4 separate regions of the Homo sapiens genome follow, and all the other regions are linked to region 1. A link is a contact called in ENCODE Hi-C or POLR2A ChIA-PET data. All regions are on one chromosome and are shown on one strand. The core of a region is the stretch at or near the end of the contact, and the rest is flanking DNA. Distances in the headings are between cores, read along the strand shown. Region 1 overlaps MED13L (mediator complex subunit 13L). Region 2 overlaps MED13L (mediator complex subunit 13L). Region 3 overlaps MED13L (mediator complex subunit 13L). Region 4 has its middle 59 kb from the start of MED13L.

Region 1 (3,359 bases), core at 340-2,839:
CCAGCCCCAGTCACCCGAGTAGTTGGAATTACAGGTGCACGTCACCACACCTGGCTAATTTTTTTTTTTTATTTTTTGTAAACACAGGGTTTCACCATATTGGTCAGGCTGGTCTCAAATTCCTGGCCTCAAGCATTTGGGCCCCCTCAGCCTCCCAAAGTGTTGGGATAACCAGCGTGAGCCACCATGCTCCGCCTATAATTTATTTTACCCAAAATAAAATGACTCAAATATATTAGAGAATGAAATAGATTCTAAAATATCTCCACTTTGTATGGCTACCAATTAAAATATTCTCTTTGTATCCTTCAGTTTTTCATGACTGCTATCGTATTTCCCCTTATTTGAAACAAAGTTGTCTTTATGACTTATTTTTCTAATTAAGGCTAGATATTTTCTGTTATTAGGTTGAACCATACATTACCTTTTTCAACTACTTTTACCTACAAAAATGGACACTTCATATAAATGAATCTAAAAACTTGCTCAAAATTCATATTAAAAAGAGGAGACGCACTCAATGAAATTATAATTATTCCATTACTGTAATACTTTCCTGATAGAATACAAAATATAAACAGTTTATACCACTATCAAACTCCAAAGAAAAGTAATCATTCCCAAGAGAAAATATTCACAATACTACATTTAATTAGAAAATTAGAAAAACTGTATGGTACCAATTTCATTTACACATAAAACATCTAAAACTCTTTCAGACTTCAGTATTTTTATTTCTTTGTTCTCTCCATATGATGACTGTTTTCCTAATTTTCTAACTTAAATGTAGTGTTTCTGTAATTTTAAAAATATCTAAAAATAATTCAATCTTTGCTTAACTCTTTACCAAAAAATACTTAAGATATTAATTTACACATGCAATCTAAAGCAACTATCCCAAAATTTAAATGCCCTACTCCTTTTTGTTAACTCAGTAACAAAGCCCATGAAAAATAACACAATAATTTAATAAGCTATTTCTAAGAACACTGACGATTTTCTCCGTTGGCATAGATAAATAAATTTATTCTATATTATCAACTAAATAACCCTCATTAGCAGTTGGGTTTGGTTTCCTCATCATTACAAAATTATATGTACCACACTAACAAAGAGCAGACCAAAAAGCTAAAACGTAAGAGATTAATACAGAGAAACAGAAGATGACAGTCAGAAACAATCATGAAAGATAAGAAAGACACTTTTTAAAAAGCTTTATACCTCTCTACTACATAGGGAAAAAAAGTAAAAATATGTTTTCATATTTTAATGGACAAACAAAAATGTTGTAATTATCTTCTAGGTGACATCTTATTTTTAAAATTCTGATAAACAGAATCCAGATGTTCTGAAACTCTAATTTTACCTAAGTTAACTGCTAACTACATAGAACAGGCTTTGAGATGAATGTTAAGTTCTGGGACTTTGCTGATTACCCAGCTAAGCAAGCAATGTCACCCACAATGGTTCTCTTATTTATAGACCAAATACCCTAAAAAATATCAGGATAAAGGTTTGAGCTGAACAGACAAATGGACCATAAAGTAAACAGTTCAATTAGTCCATTGTGGTTTACCGCCCTCTGGCTGCTGTGGCAGGAGATATCACAGATAAAAAATGGCTGCCAAGAAAAACTAGCAAGGTGTCAAGCAAAAGTTGGCAGGAAATCCTTCAGGCAAATGTAAAAGCTTTAGAACAGAGCCTCGAACATACATTACAGTTAGTTTTACTCCTTCCTTTAAAAAAAAAAAACATTAAAAACATCAAGTAACAAAACATTTCAAACACGATCTGAAATTTTTCAGACACAGATTAACACAATATAGTTTGGAGATAATAAAAGATGGTTCTAAGAGACTAAGTCAAAAAGAGTTAATACCCTAACTAAAGATTAGAATTAGTCTTGCTTGAGAAAATCCCTTTGCATACTAAATAGAAACACTTAGATAAAAAGGTAAAAATTTTTACCAGAAATTCAAAGACAACTGATAAAAGTTCCTGCTCATAAAACTGTGGTAAATATATAAAGCAGCACAGAAAAATGAAACTCTTACATTAATTCAGTTTCCAGATATCAGATGCAATCTGAAGCTAAAAATCAGGCAACACCGGAGCCAATGTTTCCTGGAATCACCAAATTACATGAAAAACAGAAATAAAAGCAAAAGAAAATTTGCTACACCCAATTCAGACCAGATCCCATATATTCATCTTTCCTCAAAATACTATTCAATGTAATCTCACAATTTTGTCCAATTAGGCTCAAAACTAAATTTCTGTATCACTCTCCAATTTTCCACCAAAGAGTTCAGCTGGCAGTGAACCATAACAACCACAGTCCAAGGAAAAAAACAGTAACTGTTCAATTCACTGTCTTGTTAGTTACTCACAATTCACTATCATTTAAAAACAGTGGATCTTAGCCTGGTTTCCACCCCACCGCACCCAGGAGACACAATACTCTCATTTAACAGCAGCGGTTCACAAGGTTCTGATTCTCAGCATAACTGGAAAAGGACAAGAGTTAGGAAAAAAAAACAGGGATGGGAGGAAGAGGGGTGAGAATGTTCCTTTTGAGAGAGACATCCATGAAACACTTAAGATCGTTCTTTTAGACAAGTCTTAATAATCTGTTTGAAATTTATCAATGTTCAAAAAAATATGATGCAAATAATTTTTAAGAAAAAAACAGAAACCTTACCCTGCAGTTCATGATGTATTACACCCACTAGGTTGGGTTCATCTCCCCACCAGAATATCCATAACTCTTTGCAATCTGGTTTGACATCACGACGCCATACACAAAGCAGGTTAGCTTGCAGACAGCGGATGAAACTTAACAGAATTGGATCATCTTGGGCTGGGGCTGAAATTATGGGTCCACAGTCCCCATGCCCTCCAAAATTGTACCTACGCCATTTGATTCCCGTGAGTTCAGCCTGGAAAAAGACAAAAAATTGTAATCGTTTTCTCATTTTACTTACAGACCACTAAAAACAGTCTTCCATACAGAAAAGCAATTGTGCTAAAATAAATATTTACACGAAACTTCATATCATAAGATTCCTCCCAGTGAAGAATGTATGTCAATCTTCTCGAATTTTAAGGTGGGAGAAACTTTCTATCAAGATTTCTACATAGCTCTTTACATTAAATACTAAAATAAAACAAGCTGATAATCATTATTTCCTGTTGAATAATTTAATTTGTCTAAACACTTACTATAAAGTCTCTATGCAGAAAACTATTTTCTATGTTATCATTCAATATTCAACTCACAAATTATATTTAGAAATCAAGTAAGATTTTAAAAATAAGTTTGTATATATGAAATAATTTCTTTCAAATAATTTCTTCCC
Region 2 (3,359 bases), core at 526-3,025, 110 kb before region 1:
CACTCGAAACTCCAGAAACACAAGTAAAGGAAGGCACAGGAAACAAGTACATTGTTTCCCAGTTAGATTTCAGTAACTAACGGCTAAAGATAGCATAGCTCTGAATCCAAGGTTTATCATTTGCCCACTGCCTTTGTTTTCAATTTCTACCTCAAACATATAAAACGCATCGTAGTGTTTAAAAAAAAAAATCTTCTGAATTATTAAATCTACTTCCAAAAACTACACTAATCAGATATTACAACAAGGAAACATGTATCCACTTAATCTAACTGCAGCAAATGAAGGATACCAAGATAAATAAACGATTTTGAAGTATCTGCTTTCTTAAAAACTGACTTACCAAAGAAACTCAGTAACAAAGGAGCACAATGCTACATTAATTATGAAATATAGCACTTCACACATAAAAAAATCCAATGACTTACAACACTACACCACCACTGACTGATCAATTTATGCTGCCATCAGTTGCCTGGTAGAATCTATATTTGAAGTCATTAATAACTAAATGGACTTATTACTTATATCAACTTCAACCTATTTAGAGCTCTGATTTCTTGAATTGCTCATGAGTGTAAAATATTCAGTATCACTTAACAAATCTATGTTGGAAATGGATTGTAACCTTCCCGATGTCAATTCATCAAACAAATAAGAATCATGGATAGAAGATACATACTAAAACGTTCCATTTATTTCAAACTATTTGCAACCTTAAGTGATTACAAATATTGATAATATTTGGCAGACAGAAGCACAATTGCGATTCAAAATTTTAACAGTGTACTATCTTCCTAAGGAATCAGCATGGGTTCTCTGCCAGTTGCAGGATAACCAGAATTTTAATGACAGTTTCTACACAGCATTGTAGCAGTTGAGACACGACCCAAGTTAGCATTTCAATGGATCACAAGACTCCCTGTAAAGCCAGCAAACTTTAAATTGAAGGAAACCATAAAACTAAATTTCGAGATAAACTGTACAAGGCCTTCAAAAGACAACTGCTACAGAAAACAGGCTGCAATGTTACTTTAATAGCTGCACACTGAAAAAGAAATCTTGCACAATGGCTGTTATTGACTTCTCAAAACCAAATTTGTCCCCATTTGCTACTTCTTCCAAATATTTTTTAAAATGATTACCATTTTTAACCTTTAAAATGATTAACATGCTCTTAATATGCTCTAGAATGCATAAACAAGGGTCCAGAAGGATTAAAATTAACAGTTATCTCTGCTAGAATAATGATTGTTTTCTCCTTTACCTCTTTGAGTATTTTCCAGATTTCATGACAGGCATTACTTTTATAAGCTTACATCATATTTGAAATAAATTTTTAAAATAAGGATCCTATATTAAACAAGGCTGTATGTTCAGAAATTACAAGGAAAACCAATATTTTTAAAACAGGAATCATCACAAGATAAATTTTGAGACGGAAAAGCAGACATGTGATTCAGTTAGAACATATACATTTAAATTCATCATTGCTACAAATAAACATTTTATAAACTTCCTCTAGGACAATGATTTTAATAAAGATGAGTCAACTACTGATTTCAACATTAGCACAATTGAGAAGTAAAAATTTAAAATATTTCCTTCCACTCTTCAGACACAAACTAATTTGAATAAAAAACACACGCACATGCACACACACGTGCACACAGAAGCTTGCTACTAAAATTCTGACAGGGCAAGTCCCCAAATTGCCTTTTACACTAAAGCTCAAACAGTTGTCTGTCACTGCTATTACTATGAGTAATCCTTGCAGCTGTAACTGTTTGAAATGCAGCTGTCTCGTTGGCATTCTCTCCCCACCCCCAGCCATGCAGCATTTCTGTTCTTGCTACAATAATCTTAAAGAGCATTTTACAGGAGGCTTAGCCCTGGCTGAGGGCACTCTACGGCGTGACCGAGAGAACATGGAAACACGATTCATTAGACACGCCTGGAGTGATAACAATGGTGCTGCTTCTTACTGCCTTTCATTTCGTACATCAGGCTGAGACTAATGCATTCTCGTTACACAACAAGCACATTTATAGACAGGGGAAAACTGTAATCACCTTTGATTAAGAGACAGCATATTTTTCCTATATGAGCTGCCAGCCATACTGACATAGTAATTATTTTTTAACTGACAGGTTAAAATAGCAAATGTAGCAAAAATAACATCTGCAGAGAGAGAGAGAAAGACGAGAGAGAGAGAGAGAGAGAGAGAGAGACAGAGACAGAGAGAGACAGAGAGAGACAGAGAGAGACAGAGACTGACTGACTACTGTGAAGACTTGGTGCACAAAGGTTTCTTTAGACCAAACTCAGTGCCATCTCCTTGAGACCTGATGGGTACCTTGGCTTTTATTTCAGCTTGACAGTCTATGGCAAATATTGCAGAAAGACTCTTACAGAAATTCATTCTATAAATCCAATTTTTTGGAGGCAGAAATTACAAAATTATTTTTGTCACTGAAACAGTAATGACTATTGGTCTACCTTCTTTCCACTTCTTTCACTATAGGACTAGAAAATTCAACAGTAGTATCCTTTTTTCCATTATCTTACAACAAAATAATTTGTTCTCTTCACTTTGTTATCTACTTTTACTAGATAATAATTTGTTTTCCTTAATATAAAATGCTACTCCAAGACAGAAAAAAAACTGCTTTCTACTATACCACAGTTTATAAAATGTAACTTTGGTTAAAAACAAGAATGTAGAATAATTAGATCAGTCTATCATTTCACTTAACGCCCATCAATCCCTGCACCTGGTGAAGGTTTTAACTGTAAATATAAAGGCCCTAATTTAAATTAGAAAAAAGTCATAAGCCACATTATACTGACAACATATAAAGTCAGTTTTCTTAAGGAATTTTAAAAAGTGAACCACCTTTCCATACACACAAATGCAATCTTCTGTTGGTTTACACATGTGTGTTGCTGGGTTGTAGTTTATAGAGAATTTGGTAGTTGACAGGAAAAAAATATTTGTCATAAATTGAAAGATCATAGTTAAACCAAAATATTGGAAAATACTTTTTCAAAGTTAGCAGTCTGTACAATTAAGCAATTAAAAAGTCTCTTTTTTAAGCTTTCTACAACACTATTGATTTTTACACTAAGAATGTGCTACAAAATAAAACAATTTGCACATGTGAAAATTTGTTAAGACAGAAAAGAAAACTAACCAATAATAAAAAAAAGTTAAGTCTGGTTCACAAAACTTTGAAACCTGTAATAGCTTTTCAAAAAATAATTATGTAGCCAGGCAATGTGGCAGGAGCCCATAATCCCAGCTATTCAGGCTGCTGAGGTGGGAGGACACATGAGCCCGGAAATTCAAGGCCAGCCTG
Region 3 (3,359 bases), core at 482-2,981, 93 kb before region 1:
GCTCAGAACCCTTCAATGGCTTCTCAACTCTGAGAAAGGTTCCACTCTGGTCTTTAGCATCCTTCATAAATTGTCCCCCACACCCTACCCCAGCTTCACGCCCACTGCTCTTCCCCTTGCCCACACCACTTGAGCCATACTGGTCCTTCATCAGACCAATTATACTCTACCCGATGACCTTTGTATTTACTGTTCTCTCTCCCTGAAATGCTCTTCTGACAGATATCCATCCCCACACCTCTTTTAGGTCTCACCTCATATGCCACCCAATCAGACTTTCTCTGACTACCCTACTTAAAATAGCAACCATCCTCCTTCACTGCTTCATTTTTCTCCATGTCACTAATCAGCATCTGGTATATTTTATGTGTTTACTTCTTTACTATCTTCTCTACCAGAGCTAAAAATCCACAGGAACCAAGATTTTAGTCTGTTTTCTTCACTACTTTATTCTCAAAGCTTCAAACAGTGCCTGGTAAATAGTAGCACTCAAATACTTGTGAACAACTAATTTCTCTTATCAAGTAAGCATATAGCAATAGTCCTATAGCTGTTCCCTATCCAAGACAAAAGACATTAAAAGCCAGACTCAGTGGCTCACACCTGTAATCCTAGCATTCTGGGAGGCCGAAGCAGGTGGCTCACCTGAGGGCAGGAGTTCGAGACCAGCCTGGCCAACATAGTGAAACCCCATCTCTACTAAAAATACAAAAATTAGCCAGGCATAGTGGTGCACACCTGTAATCCCAGCTACTCAGGAGGCTGAGGCAGGAGAATCGCTTGAACCGGGGTGGCAGAGGTTGCAGCAGGCCGATATTGCGCCACAGCACTCCAGCCTGGACGACAAGAGTGAGGCCCAGTCTCCAAAAAATAAAAGTAAAAAAAAAAGTTCACTTTATTTACTACTAAGTTCAAGTATGCACAATTGATGTATGTGTGCATAAAAATAAAGTGACACTTTTACATTACACACAATTTAAAAGCAATGTTAAGTCAAATTTATTAAATTGACCATTATAATATGATGGAATTATACGTTTAAAATTTAAAACTATTCTTACAGTGTAGTTAATTATTAGAACTCCAAGCAACCAAGCTCTTGCTTATATTCAAATCAAACAGGTGAACTCAAAACTGACTTTTGTTTTATCTTATCTACTGACAAGTTTCGTGGGCTCAGGGTCTGCTGGCTTCAGAAAGAATTACAGGTTTGCTCTCGGCCAAATGACTCTATAATCGATGTTGACTGCTTAATTCTGAACTACATCAGTAGCTAACCACTGATGATGAAATGCCCAGATTTGGTTTATTTTCTTTACTGTTTACATACTGTAGAATAAACATTTGGGCAAGAAATACAGATACTAAAGGACCTCAAGAAATTTTCAAAATATAGTACACCTGCCAGGCACAGTGGCTCAGGCCTGTAATCCCAGCACTCAGGGAGGCCGAGGCAGGGCAGGGGTGAATCATTTGAGCCCAGGGGACACAGCAACACCTTGTCTCAAAAAAAAAAAAAAAAGAGGGAAAGTGAGAAAAAGAAAGAATGAATGAATGATTACCAGAGCCACAGAAATTTAGCATGCTCCTGCTTCTTGAAAGTCTACTTAGATCCCAATTCATAATGGGTGTGTCCTGAAGTTTCAATTGTAAGTCAACGATTTGGAATCCAGAAAGTTGTTGTGCTACAGGAACAACATTAAGTACATTAGCTAGGTTCCCGGCTTGTCCACAGCAGCTGATATCACATTAATTTATACTTCCTCTCAGAGCTGACTCATTTCCGTTATTCTCTGGGACTCCCTTCTAAAATGTTTCCATCAAATTTTTCATTAAATGACTTTTGTGGCCTAACCGATATAAACAATGATCCTACTTGCTACATGTCACTATGAAAACAAACTGCAGCGCAAAGCAAGAAAGGAAGAATAATTGAGATTACTTATATCTCTAGAGAAGGATGGACCTCACTAGGTTGTTCATATTCATAGACAGGATATTAAAGTTACAGATCCTAAACCATGAAAAATGAATATACAAAAACTATTTCCAAGAAGAAAATCACAGCAACTTGTACCTTAAAGGTTATGGATTGGCTAAAAGAGACCACACACTGGTTCACCTCCTTTAAATCCCCAATTATTTCACCAATACTACAGAACTTAATAGAAGCCAGGTGATTACCCAGAGCCACAGAACAGGCACACAGGCAGTTTCTCTTTGCTTGGCCTTTCCTTTGCCCCTGTGTTCCATACACAGCACACAAGAAAGGATTCTGACTGAGCTGAGAAATTCCTGCTATTTCACTGCCCCAACAGCTTAACTCACAGCCCTGAAATACTCACACCATTAACTCATGTGATTCCATTTAAAAGAATGTTTCACAAAAACCTTTCCTCATTACTAAATGAAACTCAGCCATCACCGATAAAGTCCACATCCTAATTTTGGATGAGAAGTAAGGGTGGTGCCCAACTACTCCTCAAATTTCCCCCATCTCTTGTCCTTCACTGTCCCAAAGGGCCCAGCTCCCAACAGTTCGACCCTGATAGTGAACTGAGATCCCATTTCTGAAATTCTGGGTGATTCCAAAACTGAGTTTGGTCTGAGAATCTTTGTCCCAAATCTATTTCCTCACAAAAAAATTCCCTAAAGAAAAAGCTTACCCCAAAACATAAAATCTTGGCTCAAAGCATGCTCAATATAAGTTCTGCATGTTTGTGGTTAATCAATGTGGCTAATACAACTAATAGCTGACCTACTGTAGTTTTTACTATGAATTCAGAGTACATTTTCTGAAACTCCAACTACTTTATGCAAACATTTTTAAAGATTAACTGAGATAACACGTAAAGGTGCTTAAAATAGTGTCTCTGGCAGAGAATATGTTCCATAAAAGTGAGTGGGTTTTGTTTTCCCAAAAGGTAAGTCATCTGGGCACTGAATCTGATATGCAATTAGCAACATGAAATAACCTCTCTCTGGCTGCTGTACATTACCGTATCTAAGGAATTTAACTTATCTGCTATCTAATAATCAAAATTTATGCTACAACACCGCTTCAAGTTGCACTTCACTGCATCACTTGTACTGTTTCTGTCCCATGGTTGCTCCACTTAATTCATCCCATACCACTTATAAGGTAATTACGTGTATCTGTGCATCTCACAAAATACGCACATACTCTGTTGTCAGTACACTGACTTCACATTATGATCCTATTTTCTTCATATGGCCATTTAAATAAAACTGGCTTATCCAACATCACCTTCTTCAGAACAACAAATTAATATCTGCCTCATACCAAACAGGGTAGCGAAACTTCCACCTACCATCTATTGTTTGATAAGGCAATGCCA
Region 4 (3,359 bases), core at 380-2,879, 100 kb after region 1:
TTTTTTGAGTTGTAGTCTTGCTGTGTCACCCAGGCTGGAGTGCAGTGGCGCGATCTCGGCTCACTGCAACTTCTGCCTCCCGGGTTCAAGCAATTCTCTGCCTCAGCCTCCCAAGTAGCTGGGATTACAGGCACCTGCCACCACGCCCGGCTAATTTTTTGTAGTTTTAGTAGAGAAGGGGTTTCGCCATCTTGGCCAGGCTGGTCTTGAACTCCTGACCTCGTGATCCACCTGCCTCGGTCTCCCAAAGTTTTGGGATTACAGGTGTGAGCCACTGCGCCTGGCCAGCTTGCTTTTTAAAATACCACATTTTCTTATGTCATTTAATACTCTTTCACATAATTTCTTTTGGACTGCACTGAGTCTATCACATGGATGCACCATAATTTACTTAGCTAATCTTCAATTATTGGACATTTAGGTTGCTCCTAATTTTTTTAAAAAAAATTTATTTATTTATTTATTTTTGAGATGGAGTCTCACTCTGTTGCCCCAGGCTGGAGGGCAGTGGTGCTATCTCAGCTCACTGCAACCTCTGCCTCCTGGGTTCAAGCAAGTCTCGTGCCTCAGCCTCCCGAGTAGCTGGAACTACAGTCGTGCACCACCACACCCAGCTAAATTTGTATTTTTAGTAGAGACAGGGTTTCACCATGTTGGCCAGGCTGGTTTCCAACTCTTGACCTCAAGTGATCCACCTGTTTCAGCCTCCCAAAGTGATGGGCTCAGGTGTGAGCCACTGAGCCTGGCCAAATTTTTTTAGTAATATATATACATACATATATACACATATATACTATATATATACACACACACATATACAATATATATATACACATATATATGTATTTTTTTTTAGATGGAGTCTCGCTCTGTTGCTCAGGCTGGAGTACAGTGATGTGATCTCGGCTCACTGTAACCTCTGCCTCCTGGGTTCAAGTGACTCTCCTGCCTCAGTCTCCTGAGTAGCTGGGATTACAGGCGCACGCCACCATGCCCGGCTAATTTTTGTATTTTTAGTAGAGACGGGGTTTCACCATTTTGGTCAGGCTGGTCTCGAACTCCTGATCTCGTGATCCACCCTTCTTGGCCTCCCAAAGTGCTGGGATTACAGGCGTGAGCCACCACGCCTGGCTTAGTATTATATTAATGCTGCAGTGAACCACCTTGGAGAAATATTTTCCAATACAACTCTGATTATGTTCTTACCACAAATTCCTAGAATTACTGGATCAAAAAGATTTTGTATATTTAGTATTTAATAGCTATTGCCAAATTGTTCTTTAGAAAGGCAGACCCAATGTGCAATCCTAAGATAACTTGCCTCCTTCCCTCCCTTTCTTCCTTCCTTTCTTCCTTCCATTCTCTTTCTTGAGACAGGGTCTCGCTATATTGCCCAAGTTGGCTTTGAACTCCCATCTCAGGAGATCCTCTCTTCTCAGCCTCCCGAGTAGCTGGGACTCCAGGCATGCACCACCGTGCCTGGTGAAACTATGAATTTCTACTTTCCCACTCGGACCCGTTATGCCTCTTCTTCAGAGATGACTAATCATGAGCTAATTGTGCCTCTCATCTCCTGCAATGGGGAATAGAGTCCCTTTCAACATATAAATCATTCAGTAGTATTCAAATGGTTTAATGCAAATGCAGTGGTAAAAAAAAAAATTGCTCAGTGATAATTTGCATCCCAACCATCATCACTGTCTGCATTAGGAGAATTTATAATCATTTTTCCCCAACCTTTGTGACTGAACCAATGTCCTGAGTATAGGATTATAGTCAGCACCATCAAGATAACTCTGGGTATGGGCCAGGCGCGGTGGCTCACGCCTGTAATCCCAGCACTTTGGGAGGTCAAGGTGGGCGGATCTCAAGGTCAGGAGATTGAGACCATCCTGGCTAACATACTGAAACCCTGTCTCTACTAAAAATACAAAAAAAATTAGCCAGGCGTGGAGGCAGGCACCTGTAGTCCCAGCTACTCGGGAGGCTGAGGTAGGAGAATGGCGTGGACCCGGGAGGTGGTGCTTGCAGTGAGCCGAGATCACACCACTATACTCCAGCCTGGGCAACAGAGGGAGACTCCGTCTCAAACAAACAAAAAAAAGATAACTCTGGGTATGAATCTGTTGCTAGTGGGAGTGATGTGATGGCTTCAGTAAAGGATGATGACGTGGCTGATCTGCTGCAATGACCCCTCTGACTGTAGGTGGTTATGTTGACATGGAGTCCGTCACACCCAACTTCCCTTTGTATGGGAACTCCCCTGCCTGCGGTGCTCTGCTTAGAGGAGCCACGGTCAGCTGTTTTCTGTCTAATTGGACTGGGCTCATGACCTACCGTGTAGTCAGACTCAAAACACAAGAGAATCAGACCTCTCTGAGAAATTTATTTATTAATTCATTTACTTTTGAGACAGAGTCTCGCTGTCTCACCCAGGCTGGAGTGCAGTGGCACGGTCATGGCTCACGGAAGCCTCAACCTCCTGGGCCCAATTGACCTTCCCACCTTAGCCTCTCGAGTAGCTGGAACCACAGGCATGCACCACCACGCCTGGCTAATTTTTGTATTTTTTTTTGTAGAGACGGAGTTTCAACATGTTACCCAGGCTGGTCTTGAACTCCTGGCCTCAAGTGATCTGCCTGCCTTAGCCTCAGCCTCTCAAAGTGCTGGGATTACAGGCATGAGCCACCACATCCGGCCTCTTTCAGAAATTTAAACTTGAAGAACTGAAACAATCGAAGGCAAGCAGGGGGTAGCTGAATCCAGTAGTGGAAAGGGGGAAATTGAAGGGCAGATTCCGTAGTCTAAGAGTTCGTGACTCTATGTCAAGCACAGGCTTGGCCCACTGTTGATGTTCAATACGTATTTGTTGTTGAATGAATGAGCGGAAGGATTTGATGATAGCCGACCTCTCTCTTCTTTCTCCGTCCAGGGTGCCTCCCCCTTCTGGTAGCAGCATCCCCATTCCTTTGGGAGCCTGCCTAGAATGTTAATTCTAGCTGGGGGAATTCTAATTGCAATTCTAAAATGTAATTCTAGCAAGGGGAAGGCAGGTTCCCGAAGAAATGGGAAACAGGTTCACTCCATATGGATTGACACTGCCTACCTGAACCACCTGAATTAAGAAGTGTGGTATCCTCAGCTCTTGAGGCTCCCCATGATGTGACACTAGTGTCCTTTTCTGCTTCTATGCTCACACTCCTCCTTGGCTTCTTTCCCTTCCCTGGATGTCCGCTTTTCTGTTTTTTGTTTTGTTTTGTTTTGTTTTGACACAGAGTCTCACTGTGTTGCCCAGGCTGGAGTGCAGTGGCGAGATCTTGGCTCACTGCAACCTCTGCCTCCTGGGTTCAAGCAATTCT

What was found. Hi-C counts contacts between places; a loop is a spot of excess contacts on that map. ChIA-PET counts read pairs that join two places held with the same protein, here RNA polymerase II (POLR2A). Pooled maps may share reads with other maps.
Region 2: a loop to region 1 is called in a pooled map, with 2.1 times the contacts of the local background. The contact joins two enhancer-like sites. A Hi-C loop is called at or near these places in 3 of 168 maps with a recorded cell type or tissue (gastrocnemius medialis, heart right ventricle and naive thymus-derived CD4-positive, alpha-beta T cell) and 6 of 50 pooled maps. POLR2A ChIA-PET finds 5 or more read pairs at or near these places in 4 of 52 experiments (PC-3, T-cell, activated B cell and 1 more).
Region 3: a map of endothelial cell of umbilical vein shows a loop between it and region 1 (5-fold over the local background). The contact joins two enhancer-like sites. A Hi-C loop is called at or near these places in 47 of 168 maps with a recorded cell type or tissue (A673, B cell, CD4-positive, alpha-beta T cell and 26 more), 35 of 37 single-sample maps with no recorded cell type and 36 of 50 pooled maps. POLR2A ChIA-PET finds 5 or more read pairs at or near these places in 6 of 52 experiments (CD4-positive, alpha-beta memory T cell, HEK293, MCF 10A and 3 more).
Region 4: a loop to region 1 is called in a pooled map, with 2.3 times the contacts of the local background. The contact joins two enhancer-like sites. A Hi-C loop is called at or near these places in 2 of 50 pooled maps. POLR2A ChIA-PET finds 5 or more read pairs at or near these places in 3 of 52 experiments (OCI-LY7 and activated T-cell).

What each region holds. Positions count from the first base shown.
Region 1 is chr12:116,234,767-116,238,125 of GRCh38, forward strand. MED13L (mediator complex subunit 13L) reads right to left here. Exons shown (of 31, transcript NM_015335.5): 2 at 2,702-2,939. Among named protein-coding and RNA genes, the nearest start is that of MED13L, 41 kb to the right of the region's middle. RefSeq lists an enhancer at 2,409-2,553 and a cis regulatory region at 2,481. Within about 2 kb of position 1,590, at least 7 of the 41 ENCODE cell types and tissues checked have a DNase peak (open chromatin) inside an H3K27ac peak, as active enhancers do; they include endothelial cell of umbilical vein and gastrocnemius medialis, where a contact is called at or near this core.
Region 2 is chr12:116,121,921-116,125,279 of GRCh38, forward strand. The region is part of intron 2 of MED13L (mediator complex subunit 13L); the gene reads right to left. Among named protein-coding and RNA genes, the nearest start is that of MIR620, 25 kb to the right of the region's middle. Within about 2 kb of position 1,776, at least 11 of the 41 ENCODE cell types and tissues checked have a DNase peak (open chromatin) inside an H3K27ac peak, as active enhancers do; they include gastrocnemius medialis, where a contact is called at or near this core.
Region 3 is chr12:116,141,825-116,145,183 of GRCh38, forward strand. All of the region lies in intron 2 of MED13L (mediator complex subunit 13L), which reads right to left. Among named protein-coding and RNA genes, the nearest start is that of MIR620, 5.2 kb to the right of the region's middle. RefSeq lists an enhancer at 590-734 and a cis regulatory region at 662. Within about 2 kb of position 1,732, at least 6 of the 41 ENCODE cell types and tissues checked have a DNase peak (open chromatin) inside an H3K27ac peak, as active enhancers do; they include endothelial cell of umbilical vein, where a contact is called at or near this core.
Region 4 is chr12:116,334,647-116,338,005 of GRCh38, forward strand. No RefSeq gene overlaps it. Among named protein-coding and RNA genes, the nearest start is that of MED13L, 59 kb to the left of the region's middle. RefSeq lists an enhancer at 2,526-2,575. Within about 2 kb of position 1,630, at least 4 of the 41 ENCODE cell types and tissues checked have a DNase peak (open chromatin) inside an H3K27ac peak, as active enhancers do.